Regions from separate parts of the Mus musculus genome. Here all the other regions are linked to region 1. A link is a loop called in an ENCODE intact Hi-C map of the cell type or tissue named here. Cell type or tissue: left cerebral cortex. All regions are shown on one strand.

What was found. Hi-C counts contacts between places; a loop is a spot of excess contacts. Peaks named below come from ENCODE experiments on the same cell type or tissue, not always from the same donor. Only the 100,000 strongest peaks of a DNase experiment are listed, where the experiment ranks them.
Region 2: a loop joins it to region 1, with 4 times the contacts of the local background. A loop is called at or near these places in 10 of 42 quality-filtered maps.
Region 3: it touches region 1 in a loop (4-fold over the local background); 11 of 42 quality-filtered maps call a loop at or near these places.

What each region holds. Positions count from the first base shown.
Region 1 is chr12:53,250,129-53,258,128 of GRCm38, forward strand. All of the region lies in intron 1 of Npas3 (neuronal PAS domain protein 3), which reads left to right. Gm51419 (a long non-coding RNA gene) reads left to right here and starts at 3,011. Exons shown (of 2, transcript XR_003950183.1): 1 at 3,011-8,000. In left cerebral cortex, CTCF peaks have their summits at 3,176 and 3,468; DNase peaks (open chromatin) are centred at 1,567, 1,895, 2,205, 2,897 and 3 more places; H3K4me3 peaks cover 2,858 bases; H3K27ac peaks cover 1,010 bases.
Region 2 is chr12:54,056,652-54,064,651 of GRCm38, forward strand. It overlaps Npas3 (neuronal PAS domain protein 3), which reads left to right. Exons shown (of 12, transcript NM_001370962.1): 10 at 5,332-5,479. Among named protein-coding and RNA genes, the nearest start is that of Gm35818, 81 kb to the right of the region's middle. In left cerebral cortex, a CTCF peak has its summit at 4,319 (motif pointing left); a DNase peak (open chromatin) is centred at 4,317.
Region 3 is chr12:52,915,871-52,923,870 of GRCm38, forward strand. The region is part of intron 5 of Akap6 (A kinase (PRKA) anchor protein 6); the gene reads left to right. Among named protein-coding and RNA genes, the nearest start is that of Gm51971, 120 kb to the left of the region's middle. In left cerebral cortex, a CTCF peak has its summit at 3,242 (motif pointing right); a DNase peak (open chromatin) is centred at 3,319.

The DNA of each region.
Region 1 (8,000 bases):
AAAAGATCTGGGCATCTTTCAAAAGCAGAACACCAGTAAAGAATTCAGTTTCCCCATTTCATGGTTCAGGTATGGGTTTTTTTTTTTTTTTTTTTGTCTTTTATAAAACATTTAAATGACAATAGGATCTGGCGGTCACTTTAACTAGGAAGTGTAGGCAATAGTGACAATAGTGTGGTCTCTGAGGAAGAGATTCAAGGGTCAGAAATGTCACATGGCCTTTGGACAATTCCAGGGACCTCCAGGAACTTGAGCTGACCCAAAAGATGTAAATTGGGCATAAGGAGCTGTCGTGAATCTCCCGCTTTTAGGGTTTTTCCCCCTCAGCATTGGCATTGTCCTTTAGAAGAAAAAGATGATTTGGGGGTTCAGGAGTATCCAGGGGAAGTCATCCCCCCACTTCACCCCCAAGCACCTGCCTCAACACTTCCCTTTAAAGGTTCCTGTTGGGTTTCAGGCCACTTGTTAAACCTCAACCCACTGGTCTTCTAAAGACAGGGGTGAAAAACAAAACAAAACAAAACAAAAACAAAAACCCACCAAACCCTCTAAACTTTCTCCTTTGGAGTGAATTATGGCTTCCTTTGATTTAAGTGTTCTCTCATACTGACAAGGTAAGATGATAGTAGTGAAATGCAGTTTTCTTCCCATGGTGTTACTCAGATCTCCTGACACCTGTTACTGTCTTTAATTTTAGTTAATTTGGGGGCAGAAGAGTTGGGCAAGAAGATTATTGGCAGGTGTTGGAGGTAAGGTCTAAGCCAGGAGTCTCCTTTCGTAGTTCACCAGCACTAGGAGTCACCAGGACTGGCTTCGGGGCTCTGAGGAGTAGATTTAATTTCCTCCCGGAGACCTGGACGTTTTGCTAAAAAGAATTGTGAAATAACGTTTAAGAATTTTAAAGTACTTTTGGGGATCTGATGAGGGGTGACAGGAGTGGGTTTTTAAGCAGTGGCCTGCCTGTTGAGAGAGCACAAACTTCTCTTATTTGTCACCTCAGGGCAGAACTGCCCTGGACTGTCTCCTGGAACCAGAACTTCCAACTGGTTAACTCCTCTCTTCTTTGCTAGCCCCCATTTGTCTTGTAGGCAACACTCATCATTGCTCCAATTCATTTCCCAACTCCTATCTCTCCTACCTGTAGCGCCTACTAACTACTCCAGAGAGTCTTCAATAGTGTGAAGATATTGCAGCTCTGTCACCACACTTAAGAATCCAGTAGCAGTTCAGAATCCCCTCCCTACTTAACTGGAAGGGTAGCACACAAGGAGACACTCATTGAGCACCCCCACCCCAACTTTAAAGCAGAAGGCAAAGCTTCACTCACGAATGATGTTTCCCACCAGACTCTTCCATTTGTTCAACGCGGAACAGTCTTGGGTGTCTGTCTTGCCTGCTTAATACAGAACTGGCCCTAGTCTGCAAAAGGAGCTGTCCCCATTCTGCAGAGTGGCATAGTGGATAAATGACTGCCCGGGGTTTCTCCAGGTAAAAAAAAATATCCATCTAGCTCTGCACTGAGTAGCCATTTCTCTAGGCTTCCATGGGAGGCGACTAGACTAGATTCCAGAGGCCAGCAATCCAGTCCCAGGAACCGGGACTTGGCTCTGCAAAGGCATTTGTATGTAACTGCGTCTCAGCGCCTGCGGATTGGCCTATGAACCCTGGGGTCTGCATATCTGTACGGGTGTGGAAAATGCAGATGTTCTGGCTCTGGCTCCTGGCTGAGGGCGCCAGAGTCACAAGGTGCAAGTCCTGCATCCGTGCTCAGAGGCTCAGGGCAGTTGGGCCTGCTGGCCTGGGTCAGCTCAAGACTCATCACCTCACGCTTTTATTTCCACTGTCCCTGAAGATAGTCCAGCCTACTCTCCTGGCATTATAAACCCCACTCTCTCTTTTCTGCAGGCTGGCATACTCTAGAGAAGGGAAGTGTTTGAAACTGCAACTGAGTGGCGTTGTTGCGCCAGCAGCCAAGCTTCCCAGTCCCCAAATGAGAGAGAGGGCGGGAGAGAGAGGGAGGGAAGGAGGGAAGGAGAGAAGGAGAGAGAGAGAGAGAGAGAGAGAGAGAGAGAGAGAGAGAGAGAGAGAGAGAGAGAGAGAGAGAGAGAGAGAAGAGAGCGAGCGCAGAGGCACACAGAGAGAGGGGGTGGGGGAGAAGCGAAGGAGGGGGAGGGGGAAGGGGGTGTGTATCAGCTTGCAGGAGAAGAGAGAGCTCTGGAGCAAAGCAACTGGAAAATGCCCAGAAATACTTTCCCAGTGGTCAAGCTGGGACCCCCCCGCGTGTCCTCCCTCTCTGGGTCCCTCCACTCTTAGGCCCCCGCCGCCCCCTGCAGGGAGGGTGTGCTCCCCCACCTGCCCGCCGGCCGAGCCCGGTGGCTGCGGCGAGGGGGCTTGCGGCCGCGCGCCGGCCCGAGCACCCGGAGGCCCCGGCCGGGCTGCCCGCGGGACCGCGCGGCCGCCTCCCCCGCCGCCCGCCCCTCCTCCGCCGCCGCCCGCGCCGGCCGCCTGTCTCCGCGCCGGGCATGTCTCGGGAGCCGGGGCGGCCCGGGCCGCGGGCGCTGTGCGGCGCATGGACCGAGGCGGCCGGCGAGCAGAGGGAGGACCAGGCGCGGGCAGCCGAGGAGGCGGCGAGCTGCGGCTGGGAGCACTCCGGGCGCGAGGGGACGTCCGGCCGCCGGCGACGCTCGGGCCCCACTACTTTCCCGTAGCCTCCCAGGCTCAGCAGCGCGGCCGCCGCCACCGTCGCCGCCACGGCCACGGCCACGGCCGCCGCCCGCCGGGGCCCCCGAGCGCCGCGCACGCCCGCACTCTCTCCCGCCAGCCCACGCACACGCACACCCCCGCCCTCCCCACGCCCCCCGCCCCGGGAGGGGGGAGCGAGGCAAAAAGTAAGAGAGGAAAAAAAAATTGCAGGAAGATGGCGCCCACCAAGCCCAGCTTTCAGCAGGATCCTTCCAGGCGAGAACGGTAACACTTTTCTGTTTATTGAACCTGCCGCCCGCGCCCAGCTCCCGCCGCCGCCGCCCCCCGGGGGGGCGGGCTCGCTTCCCTCCGCAGCCCGCTTCGGGGACCCGGCCCCGCGGTCCCGGGGGCGGGGGGCTGCGCTGCCCGGTCCCAGCGCATTGTCCGCCCGCGGCGGCTGCGGCAGCGAGCGGGCTCTGGCGGCGGCGGGCGGCGAGCAAGTCGCACCTCCTGAGCTCGGCGAATGGAGTGACTCGCTGATAGAAAAAAAAGGAGGAAAAAAAAAAAGCAAAAGAAAGAGAGAGAGAGAGGAAAAAAAAGATTGAAAAAAAAAAAAAAGACAAACAACCCCAAAAGAGCTGTGTGTGCCGGGAGCCGCGGGAGGGAGGGTGGGGGCCGGGAATCCCCCGGCCGCCGCAGGTCCCGCTGCAGCTGCTCTCTAGGAAGGGAATGAGCTGGGGAGGGTGAGGGGAGGGGGAGGAGGCCGGGGCGGGAGGCGAGCGCAGGGCTCCAGGGGCCGTCTCCGAGAGCTGCTAGGCCGGGCGGGCGCAGCCAGGCGCGCCGCCTCCCGCTGCCGCTGCCCTGAGCCCAGCAACTTGTGGGTCCCCGACTCTGCCCTCCACTCTCGCCCTCCCCTTCTCTCCACCCCCTCTCCAGGAGGAAAAAAAAAATTAAGAGAGAAAGAAAAAGAAAGAAGAAACCCCTTAAGTCTAAATGAGCAAACAAACAGCAAGATCCAAAATACGTCAGTGGTCTGAGCATCTCTACCCCGTTAGTTACTGTTTGGGGAATCTGTGTTTGAAAAAGTTCCTGGTGAGAATTGCATATCCAGGCGAGGGGCTCAGTGGAGCATATCTGTCTGAAGTTAGTTAAACTACTAGAGCCAAAGGGAAAGGGAGTTTGTGTTCAAAACATCCCTAACCAACCTACGTGAACAGCATTGTTAGGTTTCAGAGTGACTGAACCCCGCCCCCCAGCTCCGATGTGCTTCCCTCCCGCTGTCCACCCAGCCTACTTTGTTTAGAAGCCTATTTGCTATTAATTGACAGCGTTAATGACATTAATTGCGTATAGCATATCGGTTTGAGCAAAGTGAATATCTCTTTCTGTCTCCAAGAGGAAAGGCTCAGTAGGAAGTATGAAATGTTACCCATTGATTCAAGAAGAAAACAAATACAGAGTTGTGCACCCCCACCCAGCAAGCGGTTACTTTCCTCACAGGCTTAGGAGAATTTGAAAAGAAGCGGAGAGAAGAGAAGTGCTTAGATGCAAGACTCGGTTATCATATGGATAGTTTTATTTTGAATACAGCATAGCTTTAGTGTAGCAAACGAAGACGGAGGGACACTCAGAGAACTGTTCATTTAAAAACCTGCCATTTTGGTAGTTTTATTTTTTTTCCTGCTATACATTATTTTCATTTTAAAAAAAGACAGCAGACGGAGTAGGATTAAGCAAACAGCTTTAAAAAGTAGACACATAGTCGATTTATTCTAAAGTCTTAGCTAATTCTATGAAACTCCGTGTACTGGAGGAGTCATATGCCATCTAGTTTTAAAAGATGTTAAATGCTGTGCTCATCAATGATTACTTTGAAACTAGAAAATCACACATCTGAAGATAGCTGAAAATGAACATCTAGTTCTTAATATTTGTGTCTCATGAAGAATTAACATCTTAAACATTTTACCCTTTAGAGACAGAAATCTATTCTCAGATCATTGTGCAAAGCTTTGAATGGTGCCTTTTATGTAACGAGGTGATAAATACTTTGAAATCAATTTACAGTTGACCCCATCCCCCCATTTGCCTTGCCCATCCCCCTTCCCTCCTCCTCCTCTCCCTCCTTGCCTCCCTTTCTCCTTCCTTTCCTCCTAGTTACTTTCTTCCCTTTTCTGCTGGTAGTAAATGCATTTGCTAGGATTGCCCCAGTAATCTCTCTAGCTGAGGCCTATTTGTGTGCCATTTTGGGAATTTCTCTGAGATAGGAATCTTGAAGATAGAATTAATTTCTAGAGGAAACTTCATAGCCTGTGCATGAGTGCGTCCTTTATCACCTGTCTCCATTTGGCATTCGAGGAAGGTAAATCAAAGTGTGCGATTTGTTATTCTGCTCCACTTGAGAGCCGAACTAAATAACACTTGGTCTGAAATTCTGATTGAAGGTGTAGGGGGATATACTATGTTTAATTTAATGCCCTTTAATAGCATCTTCTTGTTCAGCTTGGATGCTGTCCCTTTAAAGGTTGGATCTAAGAAACTTTAACCTATAGGGCAAGGGAGGACTAATAAGTCCGTAGGAGACAGAAGGGACATTATAGAAGAGAGGAAGGAAGAAGTTATAAACTGTTTGAAACAGTAATAGCTACAAACTTGGTCCATTATCCAAACAGTTGTTTTATGCTCCGAGGATTCACTCTGTTACCAGGATTTTAAATGCTCTTAACACGTTTAAGTGTAAAAGTCACACGTATAAGTTGTTTTCATTTTGTAATGAGAAATGAGAAGTCAGATGGTTTAAAAGGAAGTTGCTTTTCATAGAGCCCTCTTTCAACTAAGTCAGTCTTTCCACCTTGGTTTGTTCTTTGCCCCTGGAACTGGGTGGTTATTACTATTTCTCTGCAGGAGCAGCTGAAGACAAATATGTTAATAAATGATGTGTCCCCTCCCCAACCTCCATAGACACGTTTTAAGTTTTTTGTTTCATTTAAAGAGTGGTTCCTGACTTACTGGCCACACAGCTATTTATGAGTGCTTTCCTGCTTTTCAGTTATGTCCATGACCAAAACTAAGGAAGAGGTGTCATTTGCATTTATCAGGCATACCTCCCAAATATAGTAGTATGCAAAGACTCTGTCTTTACATCCCGTGCATAGAGACTTGTCTTTAATGACAGTTAGCAGTCCTTGAAGGTCTCTGAATCATACATACAGAGAACATGGCTCTAGGGCTTGAAAGAGTAAGTTGAAAACCTTGTGTATGTACACTTGTTTGATTTTCTTTAAACTCTAACAGGCTGCAAATTATATAGCACTGCCACAGAGTTGTTCCGCTCTATGGACCTATAACCAGGAAAATTAGAGAGCAGCGTCAAGCATGTGTTCTGCCCATGCTGGTTTGCAAGGCATTAAAAGGTAGAGGTGGTGGCTGGCACTTTTCCTAAGGTATTCCTACAACGCTAGCTTAAACAGTGATAAATGATGATATGCGTTGTCTAACTCTTGCTTATATATATAAATAGCTCCACAAGATTGCTTAAATGATAATCGAAAATATGAAATAGGATGGCCTTCATATTACAAGGCCAAGGGTCTACAAATGGAAAAACTGAAATAATGAAATATTTCCAAGGCAACAGGCTGTCAACAAGAACTGTAATGCATGGGCATATCATAGATCCACCAGAGAGGATATTAGATGGCAGGGCTCCAGAGTCAGGAGTTACAGTGACCTGTGTTGCACAGGACCCTCCCACATCACAGAATGCTTTCTGACTCCTAATTTCTGACTTATGAATTGAGAGATATAGAAAGATACTGCAAAGGTCCAATGTGCCATTCATTAGATTTGATTTTTTTTTATGGTGCACTAACTGGAATCAATATCATTTAATGCTCTTTTAAAAAGAAAAACTTACATGAGTTCTTTTTCTCAATTTGTGATATTCTGTGAGTAGAGGTTTTGTGTATGTGTGTGTGTGTGTGTGTGTGTGTATGTGTGTGTGTGTATCATACTATAGTATGGAATATACATATGTTCAGGAGTAAAATTATAGGATGGTCCATTCTCAGGACAAAGATGCCTTAGGTAGCCTTAGAGTTACAAGTTGCAGATAGCAAGCAGTCCTGGGCCCTTGCCCTAACAGCCAGTAAGTGCTTGTAGAAGCCTTCTAACTACCTCCATTCAAACTAGAAATTGAGCTCAGAGTGGAAAATTACTAGCAGCCAAACTTGCCGAATGGTTTGCTGATGTGACAAAGTCCATGCATCTGGAAGGTCCCTAAGCAAACAGGATCTTGGGGGAAGGATGAACGAGCAGTAGAGTCTTTGCTGAGAGATGTGGACATAGGAGCATCTCGTAAGAATTAAGGTTAGGAGTTGTTCAGAAAGTTCATATACCCCTGTACTAATAGGTCACTGGGAAGTCAGGGAGAGCCCTTTATACCAGGGGATAAAATGCTTGCTGTAATAGCCATGGCTATACTTGCTCACCAGATACCTGATCCTACAAGACCACCATTGAAAATTTAATCCCACTGCCCTACTAGTGTCCAAGTCCATTCTTTTGGTGTGGGCATGGATGATTGTTCCCACACTCTACATAGTACAACTTAGTTTTGGCCAGAAGTTATACATAATTAACATTTTTCCTGGCAATAAATCAGAATTATATTGCCCTTTAAATATAACCTACAGATTAGGACAGTTTGATAGGTTTAGTAATATGAGTTTTGTTCTTGCCTCTTCCGCAATCCTTCTTCACAGCAGTTGTGTATAGCAAAGTGGTTTTATGAGAGTGCAGAAATTTCAGTGACCCCTTTGATTCCCTGCTTGAGATCCTAGACTGGGATTCACTGGCATGCTATAATTTCATTTGTTTACATCAGGTCTGCTTCCCAGGGCCCCTGCTCTGTTGTGGGATTTTCCATGATCAGAGCCCAATGTGTGTGTGTGTGTGTGTGTGTGTGTGTGTGTGTGTGTATGTGTGTGGTGTGTGTGTGTGTGTGTGTGTGTGTGTGTGTGTGTGTGTATGTGTGTGGTGTGTGTGTGTGTGTGTGTGTGTATGTGGTGTGTGGTATGTGTATGTGTGTGGTGTGTGTGCATGTGTGTGTGTGTATGTGGTATGTGATATGTGTGTATGTGTGTGTGTGTGTGTGCGCGCGCGTGCGTGCGTGCTAGGAAGCAACCATGAGTGGGGATATAGAGGATTGTAGGGAAGTGGTCGTTTATAATATTGAGGGACATCATGTATGGGAGTATCTACAGAAATAGCACACTGAGTTTAGAATGACTCCTAGTAATGTTTTCCCTTATTAACAC
Region 2 (8,000 bases), 810 kb after region 1:
CTCTGAGTGGTTCTAAATGAAAAACTGTCCTCATCGCAAGTAAATAAAGCACTTAACACGGTTTCAGCTACAACGCCGTCTCCCATGTGAACCTTAACAGTGACCTTCCTGTAAGCATCAAGGACTATAACTTTTTAGATAAAGAAATTTGTTCTTGTCTTAGGCTTGCGTCAGGTTCTTTCTCCAGTAGGCTACAGTTTTCAAAAGCAGAGGAGAGAAAAAAAAAAAAAAGTAATCCAGAATTTTTTTTTTTTTTTTTCAAAAATTCTGTTTCCAGAATGAAGTTTCCTGTCAGCCTGCCTTGGGCCTTAGGTGAAGAAGCAGAGATTAAAGAGTCAGTATTCTTTTTCATGTTTCATCTGCCAGTTTTGTGAATGTAGAAAGAAGAAAACCAGTGGCCACAGCTAAGCACCCAACTGTGGAATTAAGTAGAAAGCATGATTTTAGCACACACATCCTTACTTACTTAAACACACACACACACACACACACACACACACACTCCACTTCAATGCATTCGAAAAATCATTTTTGAATCCCAAGCAAAAGGCTCCAGTCTCTCCACTCCACCGCTACTGATGGAGGTAGCTCCGTGAGGGGGTAAGAATTGTGCAGATGTGTCCTCCTAGTGCATGCTGATAATGAAGCTCCTTGTTCAATCCTGTGAATGTGAGGCCTGGCCTGCCCGATGAGCTCACCACTTCCTAGTTACTCTAGACTTACCTGAGTACACCAAGTACTGCAGCTTTTTAACGCATATGCAAACCTCTCAACGTCCTTCTGGGAGGCGCGGTGCTAAATGCCTGCTTTGATGTGTGCTCGTCTCTTCAGTGCACTGCTTACTACTCCATGAGACACAACTCACTCACTGTTTAGACCCTGGCTTGGTTTTGTACAACAGCCCAATAGGAAGACACCACATTCTCTCCTTTTTTTTTCCCCACTTCATATCTCTAAAGACAAATATGTACCAATCTGTTAGGGTAACAGACTGATATCCCCGCTGCAGACACTGGCTTCTTTTGTATCCTTTCAGTCACTGTCTCTGTCTGTGGACAAAGTTTTCCCAAGGAAATGTAAATCCTTGGCTTGGGAACAGTGTGCAAACCCCAAGGCAACGAAGTTTGTGGGGTTTGGGGGTGAAGTGAGTATTGTTTACAAACAGAGCATTCTTGTCTATGGTCTTGAGTCAAGAGATCAAGTGACATTTTAAAAGGATGCTCAGGAAAGCTTATCATCTGTCATTTATTGGGGGAGGGGTGACTATCAAAGGTCACATATTTTACAATGTAATCCCTTCACAGTTGGCTTTGGGGTATGTCATCTGCCATTCCCTGCCCAATAGGGCATCGGGTAGTGTTTTGACTAAAAGACAAACAGACCCTCAATGATGGTTCTTTACTTGCTAGATGGGCAGATCTGAATCAGGAGAACACAAGAACTGTTTTCTTCTTACACAAATGTAAGGTCAGCTTGCCTCCTCAGGGACACAGCCTGTCTGGTGCCTTCTGTGTGGAAGTGGGGGAGGGGGGCAGTTCTCAGAGCATCAGCCACCAATGGCTACTGATACTCCCCTAGACTAAAAGTAAAAGGAAGAAAATAAAGCCTGGATCATTCAAGAAACCTAGGTAAACCTGCGTCTTCTCCTCCTCGTGTCTTCATGGATGTCTTGTAAAAAATCTAAGAAAAAGCCATGGAAACTCTGAGATCTTTAAATAAAAACTAATACCTCAACTGCATACCCTTAAAAGACAGAACTATATAGAAGTTTGGATGTGGACAGTCAGTTCCATTGAGGGGTACACAAGGCAACCAGCCTGGGAATCTTGACAGTAGAATGTACACATTAAAACAAGCCACAAAGATGCCAGATCGTGTGTGTCAGCAGTGCCCAAGCCACAGGGCACAGATGCCACAGGAAAAACCAATTGCCCTGGGTATTTCCTCTCCCTGTACTTCCTTCTTGCTGTAGTGTGTGTGTGTGTGTGTGTGTGTGTGTGTGTGTGTGTGTGTATTTGTGCGTGTGTGCGTGTGTGTACATACTCTATTTTTTTAGAACTGCCATATCAACTAACTTATGTTGTACTTATTTCTGGCTTCCTCCACAAAAGGAGCTTTGTGAAGAAGGCTGACTTAAATATCCCCTCATTTTTCCCTACTGTTCAAACCCATAACTCAAAAACAACAGCAGCAGCTACTAGATAACAGAGAATCCAAAAGGGTTAGGGTTTTTTTTTTCCTTTTTGTATTTTTCAAGTTCTCTAATTTATTACACACTAAAAATCTCTTTCAAACTGGCACCAACATGGCTTTTCTTCTTGAGCTGATTAGGGCCACATGAGCTCAGGAAAAGCTGTCAGATCCTGCCTCTGGCACAGCTGGAATGATCCAAATGATTTGCCAGTATGATTTTTTTTTCCAAGAAATAAGCTTCATCCCAAAGTTATAAATTTATATTCTGTAAGAAGTTAGAGCAAAAAGTATCCCTGATTCAGTATGAAAGAAGGCACTCTGGGAACTTCTTTTATATGAACTTAAAAACAAAAGGAAACTTAGGTAATATTTTGGTCAACATTTCATTCCCTCCTGAAACTACCATCAGATCTTCTCTGTGGATTCCAACGGTATATGGAGGTCCCGTTTAGAAAACACCAGCCCTTGAGTTGTCACTGAAGACCATGTGAAGATGGTGACCCTGGCAAATTCTGTTAAAGACCAGTCCAGGGAACAATTATGACCCAGAGACTGCTTGTCTTCAGTTGTGCACTATGACCTCTGAAACCTGTGCCATTCACCAGTGACCCAAGAACAGCCACAGTGCTGAGCGGAAGAAATCCTTGTGTTCAGTCCTTCACCTGGCCTCCTCTTCACATCAGAAGTCACCTGTCTGCCTCTTTGTCATTCAGGAATGTATTCTTGGCGAGGCATCCCTGAGCCTGGATTTAATGAAAGACTGAATTAATGTATTCATGGACCCTAATAAATTTGTATTTATCTTCTCAGCAAATGCCCTTTAAGCAGACCAAGCCCTCCTCCCTCGTTGTCTAAAGACAGCATTGCATCAGCTCTTTGTATTAGAAACGTGTTTATCTGAAAACTGTCAGGAAGGTTGGTGTTTTTAAGTGAGGAGCCGCATGGGGGGTGGAGTGGTCATTCTGTTGATTCTTTACATTCTAACTTGATCTTATTTGTTTCTTCGATTTAACCCTCTCAGTCTCTATATTCTAGAGTTGGTGTTTTCTGTTGTTTGTTGCCTGTTCTGGGTTCCACTCTGGTTCAGATTCTCCACCCAAGAAATGCCAGCCTTGCTCGCCAATTCAATTTTTTTTTTCACATGATTCTGCAAAAAGGTTTTTTTTTAGTCTTTTTGTCTTTGTTAAAAATACTAAAACCATTAGGAATCATCCTTTACTCTGCTTAGAAAGCACATAGAAAGAACTATGTCACCAACCAGATTGGAGTGTGGTGATTTCCTCTGCATAGACTTGCGCAAGCCACTGTCCTCAGGTAAAAGTCACCCAGGCCCAGCAGCTCTGAATGAGAGCACCCTGTGTTGCATGCCACGGCGGTTTAACAGGAGAGCCGTGTGGTACGCCTGGCAGTTCACCACTTTCTGCCTCCACTAGGAGTTTGGTAGCCTGGAAAGCCATGCATACAGAATGGCAGAACTTACTGTCACCAACAAAAGGAGGGCACAATGCTACCTGTGGAAGTCCACCACCAAGGGCAGGTGATGGCCCCCCAGCCTTCCAACGCCCTGCATTGGGTAGTAGCTTTAGAACAAAACTTGCCCCTGTGTGAAGCATTTATTAGGGCTTTTTCAAGCAACAGTGAAGACATAATTATTAAATTTTACAACCATTCATTTAACATATCGTGAGAAAAAAGGGGGGAGAATGGGAGAAAAACATGAAAGTCTGTCCACTATGGATGCAGAACGTAGGGGTTGATTAGTGGCCACTCTCAGATGAAGGAAGAGGTTCACCCGCCTGGAATGTTACTCTTTCCCACAGTGACTCCCTTTTTCCATCCACCCCCCCCCAAAAAAAAATCAAAATGTACTTCATGAAACTATTGTATATGAAGCACTTATTAGCCGTAATTAAATGGACAATATGAATTTACTACGTCTTTAGGACTCTGGCTTGTTCTGGTTTAGAGCAAGATGATTAATGCAAATACATATTACTTGAGATAACCATTTAGCAGCTAATTTAGCCAAATTTATTACAGCAGTTAGAGGTTTTTCATTTTAGCAGACGGAGACAAGGACATGCCAAAAGTGGGGCATGTAGACGAGTGCGCACTGCCCTCTAGTGGCCGGCAGGCTGGTGAGCTTTTGTGGGGGCGTGAGCAGTGGTCTCCACGTCCTGAAGCAGAGCCTTCCCTGCATACTCTCAAACCATTCCCCTCCATAGCACTTTATTTAGGGGGTGATTTACTACAGTTTCCCTTTTTACTAGCTCAGGAGAACCCAGATACAAATCAAATCTATTTCAACTTGGCAAGATTCTGGTTAGACTATCATTTTTAAACATCTGCATTTTAAAGCTCTCTTACAGTGGGTATTTAAAGGCACCGGTTCACATTCCTGATTGTTTTTACTTGTTCCATCATTTTGTGCCATATTTCAGCGTCTGGCTGGAGCTGTCACTCTGTTTGGCTCAAGTCAAGTCAGTGCTGTGCCTCTCTCTCTTAGGCCAGTGTCTCTCTCTGACTCAACCCGGGGATATATTTTGTTCCAACCTTCAGCTGTCTCACCACAATTTACCCTGGCTGACCAATGTAAATTTACTTCATCCAAGGACTATAAATTCTGTAGGACAAGATCAAAAGGAACGGATGGCTAAGGACACGGGTTTGATATTGCTCAGGCTGAAGGGAAGTGATCAAAGACGGGGGGGGGGGGGGGGAAGGCATCTTCAGAACCATTCAGATAACCAGAATCTCAAGGAGGGCAACTCGGAGGAGCTATGCATAAATCAGGCAGAGATTTGCCTTTCTTACCATCTGATGTTAAACCCACCGACAATATCCACACCACATTAGGTGTGCTCTGAGCCAAAAAGATTAGTAGCCCTTTTATTCTTCCTTTTCCACCACGGCTGCCCAGAAGGGAATATAGCCTCACTACAGATGCCAGGAACCCCAGCTAGGCAGCTGCTGCTCCAATGAGATGTTGATTTCATTTGTGCTAATAGCATCTTAAGTCAGGCATACGCTGGGCTCCCCAAGCTTTGGTCTCAGGTTGGGCAGAAATGAAAACCGTTCTATGCCCCATCTTAATACTACACCTTCTGTTTTGTTTTATCTCTCTTTACCCTACCCCAGTGCTGAATAAGGGTCAGTGTGTGACCAAGTACTACCGCTGGATGCAGAAGAATGGAGGCTACATCTGGATACAGTCTAGTGCCACCATAGCTATTAATGCGAAGAATGCAAATGAGAAGAACATCATCTGGGTGAATTATCTTCTTAGGTACCTTTTCCATTACATTTCTCTCTCGTTATAAACTGCATGCACTGAGGCTAATAGCCGGCAGGTCATGAGCACTGTCTTCGGACAGGGACAAGGACAGGCAGGGTGCTCTGCTTCCTGCAAGATTCAAAGAAATGGGAGATGATCAAAGCCCACTAAATCTCAGATTGTCAGTCTTTGGGCAGCCCTGTCCCCAGAGCTGCTCTCCTTCCTGGGACAAGTTCCACCCAGAGACATTTGCCTAAAGCTGCTGCATCCTAGAAATCATCTCCTTATGCCCCCACCTTTGCCCTTGCACTCTAGTCCCTGGGGAAGCAAACAGAGCCAGAGGGGAATAGCACGGACCCTTTGCTTCCTACGCATTCCATCGTTTTGATCTCCTCAACCTTCTGCACAGGTATTTGTTCTCTGGATACTCAAATTTTGGTAAGCAAGATGAGCCACTTTGCCAGAGCACTGGTAATCTCAGTGTAATTAAAATAATAATAATGACGACAACGACGACGATGATAGTAACTCCTTTGCCTGCCACTCTGGGCTTTTAGTCAAGTTTTATGTTTTTAAACTTTGTATCATAGCAGTCCAAATTCAACTGCTTCCTAAATGCTGGTACAAGGTACCTTTTCCTTCCCTTTCCTTAAGTCTGTTCTTCAACTGAGATTCCAACAAGCCGTAAAGTGACTGGATGGCTTGGGTTTGAGGGCAAGCCTTCAGGAACGTTCTCTACTGGTCTTGTCACAGAGCTATCACGGCACTTGGCTCCCGCCCACCACCGTAATTCCACTCTTAGGCCTCTGTTGTCCTAAAGGCACCAAGCAGGATCCACATGTGCACTGACTAGAAAACCTTCCAGTAGAGCTAATGAATGGAAGTTGGTGCCCTTTGGCTGATAATTTCGACAAAGGCTACCTGAGTCCCATTTCTCTTAGAGACAGCCGAATGGGGCTGGCCGCAGTGTTAACAAGCAGAACTCATCAGCACACCGGCCCTTCAGTGCTCTGCACACTTTGGTGATGGCTTGGAGGCATGAATGTGCTTGCTTTCTACACCATATCAATCAGACGCTAATGATTATTGCTCTAGAGAGGCCTTAATGGATGCCACTTACGAGGGTTTTCATCTATCTGCTTTCTTGTTTCCTTTTTTGACCTCTTCTGCTATCCTTTCTCTCTAAAGGTAAAAGTGTATGTGTTGTTTGTTTTGTTTTGTTTTGTTTTTTTGAGACAGTGTGTAGCCCTAGCTGTCCTGGAACTTACTTTGTAGACCAGGCTGGCCTCGAACTCAGAAATCCACCTGCCTCTGCCTCCTGAGTGCTGGGATTAAAGGCGTGCACCACTACCGCCCAGATCTGTATCAGATCCTATTACAGATCGTTGTGAGCCACCATGTGGTTGCTGGAGTTTAAACTCAGGACCTCTGGAAGAGCAGTCAGTGCTCTTAACTGTGGAGCCATCTCTCCAGCGTGTGTGTGTGTGTGTGTGTGTGTGTGTGTGTGTGTGTGTGTGTTTAGTGTGGCTTTCTCCGAGGGCTGATTTTCATGAGGACCGGATGGTCCCCTTTGGTTGTGATCTTTTCATGGAGGCCCCAATGTCAAGGAATCTGTTCTCTGAAGTCTTTCTATGAAATCGTCACTACTGCTACTATAGAAAGCTATGAAACTACCTGTGACAAACAGAAAATAGAACCAGACACAGATGCTCTTTTGCTGGGCAAAAGTGGTGGTGCCATTATGAAGAAATAAATGGCAGTAAACATTCACTATAGGTTAGACGCCATGTCTACCATGTTGGTGCATCATAGAGCTCTGAGGGTATCTATGTTTGTTATTCACATTCCCTGGGGTTTATTTACTGGTTATTGTGTATTTTCTTGAGAAACACACAATGGTATTTATTTATTTATCTATTTTTATTGGTTACTGTGTAATTTCTACAAGAGTCCTTTAGACTACCTCATGGCTTCCCACTCTGCCTGTGATGGCAGAAATATCAAGGAATAGGAGAAGAGTTTGGATCAACATTATTAATCTACCCCTGAGCTGAAAAGTAACAGCCCACAAGCATTTGGTAACTCTAGCTCATCAAATTCCTTATGGATAGGAAGAAAGCGGTCTGGGCATCAAAGGCCAGCCTTCAGGCTTCCACACCTTGGTCTCATGTGTGGTAGATCTTTCATGGATGACCTGAAGACCCACCCTGAGATTAATAAGAACAACCAGTGAATGGGAGACACATGATCTTTGAGACCCCGTGGCACCATGACTACAGGAAACTGATGCCCGTGGGCTGAGTCACTCACGGGTGCCATTTTGCAGGCTAGAAATCTAGTGAAAAAAATCATTCCTTGGCACAAGACAAACTCCTAAATTGGCTTTTCTTTCCCACCTTCTTAGCCAGAAAGGATTATTCTTACTCAAGCAACGCTTCACTTCTGGGCCCGCTCCATGTTCCTCTTCCACTGTTCAGGAATGTCTGCCCTCAGTCTTCATCCCATTGCCTGGCAGCGCTTACTAGAAACCCTA
Region 3 (8,000 bases), 330 kb before region 1:
GGCACAAGGATTGATCAATTTCATGTTGTCTGGCAGTTTTAAGTTTGTTATAAGAACTCTCTGACTATGTAGCCCAGGATGTCAGGGAACTCACTACGTAGCTCAGGCTGGCCACCAGCTCAGAGTACCAGAATAGCAGATACCACCATGCTTGTCTTAAGAAGCAACATTTGTAATTTTCAATTTGATATGTGAGAGCTGTGTAACACAATGGCGACTATGGGTTCAAGATTTTAGTTCATATATCTGAAGCACCCGTGCAACCAGGCAGATCCTGAGGTGCTAGAGCAATGATTCTCAGCCTTCCCAACACTGCCTCCTTTTAATGCAGTTCATGTTGTGGTGACCCTAAACCAGAAAAGAATTTTCATTGCTATTTCCTAATTGCAACTTTGCTACTGTTATGAACTGTAATGTAAACCTCTGGGTTTTGACCCTCCCAAATCTCCTAAGGGGTCTCGATCCACAGGATGAGACCCCCCCCACCCCGCCCCCGTGTGGAGCACGCTGCTTGAACCTGCCTTCTCTTGGGCCTTTCTATTGAACAGAGATGACCATAGGGTATACGATATAGTCCTGACCAGGAAAATTATATAAGATAAATGAAGGAGTTCAGAGAAAAGGTTTAATGTTTTCCTAGAGATAATTAGATGAAGGCCTTGAAGGGCATAGATTACTCTGTTGGATCAAATGAGAGGAGAGAGCTGGGGTAGGGACATCACGGTGAGGGTCATGGAGGAAAAGAGTGGAAGGGGACTGTCAGGTGAGGTCGAGCCTCCACTTGAGCCTTGAAGGGCGCTACTGGACAGTAAGGGACACTAAGTGACGATTTAAATCGCCAAATGTTTCTCAGGGGTACTGAAACTTTTGGCTTTGTGTCAAGCAGAAGAGTGACAGGAGTCAGTCACAAGTCCCATGGGGGTAAGGCCAGGCTGGCATAGTTTAGCTGAATGATCACAGTAGAGGACTGGCTTGAATAGAGTATTTGATGTTCTACTACGGACAAGCAGTTATCATTCTTCAAAAATGATGGATTTTTGCCTGGCTGTGTGCAGACATGGCAGAAACTACTCGAAGTGGGTGGCAGTATAAAGGTCTGAGGAGAGGCCTCCCTCCTGTCCTCTCAGACACCAGCTCTCTGCTCTTTCTTGATATCATCACACGATTATCCCAAGTATTTAAAAACAGCTACACATATGTGCGGTGCTTTGTGCCCAGCTTAAACTAGCAACAGATCAAAAGCAGTAACTATAACACAACTTTATCCTCTTTGGATGGCTTTAACAGTATTTCCATCTGGGGTACTCTGTGATTTTCTTTAAGCAATCCTTTATGCTAGACCCTTAGGTTATGTGTAGTCTTCTATCTCCAACGATGCTTCTGTGCACATGCTCAGACCTTAATCATCTTGTTTGGTATGAGCATGTCCTTACATTCAGACTTTCTGGCTAAAAAGGCTATACACGTTCAAAACTTTCATCTATTACTAGATTGTCTTTGGAGACGATGCGGTGTGTGCTCCGTGCTGAGCACGCCCACTGCCGTCTGCTGTTGAAGCTTGTTGCACACTGCTTAGCCTTGTCCATGCGGTGGTTAGCAGGGATGACCACTGTGCTTCCAGCATTTGGGGTGGGGTTGTCACCTTCTCCATGTTTGGGGGCATCGTTTGCATTTCTTTCCTTGGGTCTGTCTGCTCATTATCTGTGTCTGGTCTTCTGTTGGGTCATTACTATTCTACTTCTGGATTTACATGCATTTCTTAAATACCAAAGGAAGCAGTCCCTTGTCTGTGCCGTGAATGGAAAATATCTCGAAAGGAAACCATCAAGAAGTCTCTTCCAAACGTACAGGGACATCTCAACAATTTGTGCCTGTACTTAGGCAGACTTGGGAAGCCATGCTGGACCTCTGCACCTGGCAAAACCAGGCATGAAAATCAAAGCTAAAACCTTAGATATAGAGGGTCGAGTTTAAGATCAAAGAGTTTGTAGGTGGATTCGGAGATTAAGAACATCAGAGCAAGCCGGGCGGTAGTGGCACACGCCTTTAATCCCAGCACTCAGGAGGCAGAGGCAGGCGGATTTCTGAGTTCGAGGCCAGCCTGGTCTACAGAGTGAGTTCCAGGACAGCCAGGGATACACAGAGAAACCCTGTCTCTAACAAAACAAAACAAAACAAAACAAAACAAAACAAAACAAAAACCCAAGAACATCAGAGCAGTGGGAATGGAATACTGGGTGAGTGGGAGTGGGTTGGGGGAGGGGGACAGGAGCAGATTACAGGGCGAATCAGGGGTTCACACCAAGAGCTGCTTTTGAGACTCGCTCATGTTCAGTCAGAAATGTCAGACAACATCTTTTTGTCTGCCCTGTTCTGGTCTATGGCACCCTGAACTACACCCAACTGAGTGTGGGAAAGACTCAGATGCAGGGAGGTGTGTAGATGGATGAATGCTTCTCCGCATGAGCCGGGCCTCCAGGCACTGCCAGGTGTGTGTGTGTGTGTGTGTGTGTGTGTGTGTGCGCGCGCACACCAAGCTACTGGGACATCATCACTCCACAGATGTAGCAGTGTGTAGTGTGGACTGAGGAAGCGCGATTCAGCCCCTGCCTTTCACTCAATGTCTAGTTAAAGAGAAACATCACGCTACACTCAGTGAGAAAAGCAAACAACGTGAGACAGCATAAAGCGAAAAGCACAGACCTCCACCCTGCCGACTAACCAGCCCAGGCAGTCTGCTCTGTGTTCTGTGGAGCCCTTTTATGTGAGACGAGCACACTTGCAAGTCCGTGTTGGATATAAGTCAGTAAAGTGCTTCCACAGACCTGTTTCCATCTGTATACAAAAGAACTCCGGTACATTCTCACAGCTCCTTAGTGTTTGATCACGTGGACATGCCCCGGCTTATTTAATTAAATCTTGTCATGATGGGCACTTTAGCTTCTTCCTTATTTCTGCTTTCTTTTTTCAAACCGTGCTCCACGAATATTCAGTCTAACACTGGCAGACAACCTTCTTGTCCTTTTCCAGGCAGCCTGCAGCAGCAGCTCAGGGACCCCATGTAATAAAAAAAACCTCTATCATCCTCTAGGAACAGCTTTCACTGTAGGTAATAAGAACCGAGGCAGATCCGTGTTTGTGCGTGGGAAATCTGAGTCCCCATTTACAGGTGGACTTTAAAAGCACAGCCTTTTGACCCTCTTTGTTCATCCTAGTATTAGTGCCTGCAATTTGTGTTGGCTGCCACAAGGTGGCAGAGGAGCACCAGACTCCACTTGTTCTCGAGGTCCCATCTTTATTGTGCCCTCGCCCGGATCTTCATAAACACAATTGGATTTAACTAGAGGACCGGACGTGTCTGGTTAGGAGAATGATCAGAAAATGCAGACGCACACGTCTCCCATCACCATCTAGATCTCTGTGCTTCATTTCTGATTCAATCGCCTTTATTTCTACCCCAAGAAAAACCAGCGTTCCCAAACACTTCTGACTGCTGGTCTTTTGCTGGCCCTCCTGTGTCTACCTCTGCTCCATTTTTCATTGCTTGAAGTTAAGAGATCACAAGAGTTTGTTTTTCACCTGCCGCTCACCTTTCCTGCTTCCCCTTCTCTGCTGAGATGACGGACAGCCATGGCCTAAGCAAGTTGAGCTTCCTTCACAAGAACAGGAGCTGCCTGCCGTGGGGCTGTGCTCCTCAGGAACAGGGCTCAGTCAGCCAGACTTCAAAGCCCAGAGCGTGCGTTGGGCCCAGTTGCCCACCACCCCCTTCAGCCTCAGGAGCAAGGCTACAGCTTTCTGAGTGCTCTGACGTTCCATTTGCTTGTCCCTTGGCTCCCATCAGTTTAAAGTGTGGCTGAGTGTTTAGCAGGATATGGTACCATTTCTCCTGTTTATCTGAAATACTCAGCACCCAGCCTGAGTCGTTTGCTGTGGTGGTGGTGGTGGGGTCTGTCAGGAACTACAGCATTCGGGCATTTTGCCTTTGCTTGTGACATGGAGGGGGCATAGGCAGAGAGGGAGGCTCATTTTGGCCATGTGACGGTCATAACCACATTCCAGTGCTCTCATGGTTCATTCTGTGTGTCTAGGAGACTCGTGTTACTTTTCCCAGTCAGGAAGAACTGCACTTCCTTCCTGCTTGGTTTAAGGGCTCTTAGGCCATAATATGTAACAATTCTCATGATTTTGAATATCGTTAGTGCCCAGTTTACTAACTTATAGCTTACTTTTTTCTCAGACAGTAATGGCTGCTTTTAACTAGATGATCAGAGAAGTGGTGAGCTTATTGAGCACAGCACATCCAGAGCTATGGTGTACTGAGCACTGAAGAAAAGTTTGCAGACAGGCCTTGCGTTCTGTGGGCCATGCACAGGACTGGCTGAGGGCATTGATTAAGGACCAGGGACTCACATCTTATCACATGGAATTTTGGGAACTTGAATCAGTTTATCTGGTATATATAGTAAAAACTTCAGATTTTTATATTAACCAGGAGAACATTTACCTATGGGATGACTTTTGGGAAGGTGACATTAGCAGTGGTAGGCGAGGAAGACTCTCCTATTTGGGCGACTTTTGCACATCTTCCTTGAGTACTTAAGAGTGTATGGTAGGAATGGCTCACATCTTCTTAAAGAAGTTGAAATTCTGTGTTTTGGCTAGTGAATCTGTGACAAGAAGGGGGAACCCGAAGGTTTCCTTTTGTTTGTAGGGGTGTGATTCATCTCCTTTGGCAAGATAAAGCAATTAAAAAAAACCACAATGGAAATAAAAATGATAATTCAGCTATTAGAAGGGTTAACATCTCTGCAGCTTTAATATTACTTCTTAAAAATATGAACATTGTATGACTAGACAGGATGTTAATAACTTGACATTACAAAAATTTATTAAATTTATTTTTAAAGTGGTTTGGTTCCCCCTTTTGAATGCATAAAGCGTGTGGGAGTTGGAATGGATCTGCCCCAGGCTGCCAAAACAAGATTTTAATGGAACCGGAGTCCTTCAGGGATTGTCCTAAATCCACATAATATTCTTAAGTCCTGGTGTTTGCACTGGGACCTGTGTATTAGCAGATGTACGTGTGAATAATATACGTATATCCATCCATCACCCTGGTGACTCCACATCCTTAAGGGCTGCCGCACATCAATTATTCCACCTCAGGGGGTAGAGAGATATTTGGGCTAGCATTGACCTTCTTTTCAATCAGGGCCTCCAAACAGTATGTTCTGGAAGTCAAATAGTCCCTTCAGACAGAACCTCTGTTTGAGCACGCGTTTGGCCTGATGTCTCCATGCTGAGGAGCTGAGGAGTCAATGTGATTACCTGTGTCAGGTGTGGAGGCAGCGTCCGGGCAGCGAATGAAAATCCCGTCACTCAGAGTCACGGTCAGCATTCAGAGTCTCACCCATCTATCTCCATCTTGCATAAGTTATTAGCCAGTCTATCAGGGAAGAGCGTCAACCTCACTGAGCTGCTCTCTCTCTCTCTCTCTCTCTCTCTCTCTCTCTCACACACACACACACACACACACAGTCTTTGAAATAAATTATAGATTGAGGAGCTAGACTCACTTTCAAAGGCTTGGAGCCATTTTTATGAACTGAGATCTTGGGAGCAGCGTCTCTTTAGGAGGAACAAGGTTTTTGCCTTTTTAAAAAAATTTTTTTGTCTGTTTTCAAGAAAAAGACTTTTCAAACACGTGGTTTTAATTTTTTAAAAACACTTGGAAATTATTTCTTAAATGCACAAAGTTCTCTCCTTCAGTTTCTGATAGTTGAAGGTGTGTTCTAGATTGTTGTGACCGAGGAACCAATGACAAAGCCACTTCATTCTGTTGGGAAAATGTACAGTGACTGGCCGTTTATTTAATTGTGTGCTAAGTACCATATGATGAGAGGGTAAAGTTAAATTGATGATTCAGGTTACCCCAGCCAGGGTACAGTTTATATGGCAATTATGCTGGGTCATCTAAGTGTAATTGGCAAGTAATTTTGTAAGCGAAGGAACATGACAGCTCATTTACATGGTGTTCACCGAGTAAAATTTGGGGACATTCATCAACCACTCTCGAGTGCAGAGTGATCGCATTGATATCCCCCGGCGCTGCAGGCTGTTGGGCGATGGTGTGCGGGATGAGTCGTGAGGTGTGCACTCCCCTCTATGGTGGCTAGATGTGTGCCAGGCACTTTTGTTCCAAAGTGGGTGAGACCTCAGCCCCTTTCTCAAGGAGCTCAAGGGTGGGAAACAGACCTCTCAATAATTTAGAACAGGGGTCGGTAAGTGGAGGCTTGAAGCTTGCTGTGGTTATAAGCGTCTAGGGTGGAAGATCAGGGAAATCTTGCTAGTGAGCACACTGAATTGGATTTTAAAGGATGTTGCGGCTTTGCTGAAATAGCACTTGCCAGACAGAGGCACGGCAAGAACAGAGTCCTAGAGGAGCAAGTAGACAAGGGCGTGGAGAACCCTTGGAGTTGAGCTGATAGCACCTGCAGCCAGATAAAGGCTGAGCCAGATACATATGCCTGGCCAGCCATTCAAGGACTTAAGAAGAGGTGGGCCTCCATCTGAGCTCTTCTGAAGACGTTGTTTTGTGTAGTAACAATTAACTGTGCTATTATGGTGGACTAGGTTTTGTTCTATGTGTACCAAGGGATTTTTATCTTTATTACCACCTAGGAAATAGGCACTAAAATTCTTTTCAAAAATGAGAAAACTAAATAGACAGGGGTTGCCCAGACTTAAACAGAGAGTGACAAGGGAGCTGGGCTTTGACCTTAACTGTCCAGGTCTGAAGCCCTTGCCTGCCGCTAGCAGTAACCCACATGATGCTTCTGGCTTCCTTGGCACACTCTGCTGGAATTCTAGACTAATCGTACTCACTAGGCTCCGAGAGCGGTGAGTGTGGCCATTCTGCTCATAGTCCTATTTGTAAGTTTGAGATGAAAGTGCCTGTAGCATACTAACACACAACCAATGTGCAGTGTGGAGGGAGGCCTAAGAAGGGAAACGACGAGGCTTGGAGCTAGGGCAGTGTCCGTGTGCAGAGGCGTGGATGGGGACACTGGTCTGGGCTTGGTAAGTGACCTGGCATGTGGATCTTGTCGCATTCTTGTATGACTTCTGATTTCCAACCGAGATACTGGAGAGGTGACTTGACAGGAGAATCCGAGGAACAGGGCAGTTCACAGTGCTTGTCACAGAGCTCTTGAGTTCCTGGGAAGAACTATGTGGGCTCAGGATAAAAGTTAAAAGAGACTTCCTCAGAGATGGCTAAAATTAGAAGGGACAGTCTGGGGACAGAACTGCCCTGGGGTAGATGAGTAGCTGGATAGCCTTTGAGACTCTTCTCTCTTTGAAAATTCTCTAGTTTAAAGTAAATAAAACTTCTCCTGTTTCCCTTCCTAAACTGCCTGGATGGAAAAAAAAAAGATAAAAATCAAAGTATTCAAGGACTGGAAAATATTGAGTCCAAATGCCTTGACTATAGATAAAGGAACGGAAGCCCGGAGGGTTACATGACTCATCTGAGGACACACCCTCGAGGGAAAAGAAGACAGGGTCATTGGTTTCTCCTCCTTAGGTCTCAGTAACATTTTTGGGGGTTTGGTGTCCATGTAGGCAAGCCCCTGGTAGAAAGTGAGACAAAAGCAACAGAAGTGTTTGTCTCTAGGGAAGAGATTATTAACAATAAGGGGTTCCTGTCACATGACAACCTAGGCCATTTATCAACCCGAGAGTGTGAATTTAAACATTTATGAATGGTTAGAGAGATGGCTTTATGGGTAAGACCATTTTATCTGCAAGCAGGAGGAGCTGAGTTCAAATATTTAGTACCTACATAACAAGCCGGTCATGGCTATACATGGCTGTAGACCCAGCACTGGGGGACACATTCCAAAAGCTCACGGATCAGGCAGCCTAGCCCAAAGGGTGAGCCTCCTGTCAGGAGAGAAGCCCTCTCGCCTGGCAACTAAGAGGAACAGGGTTAGTTCTGT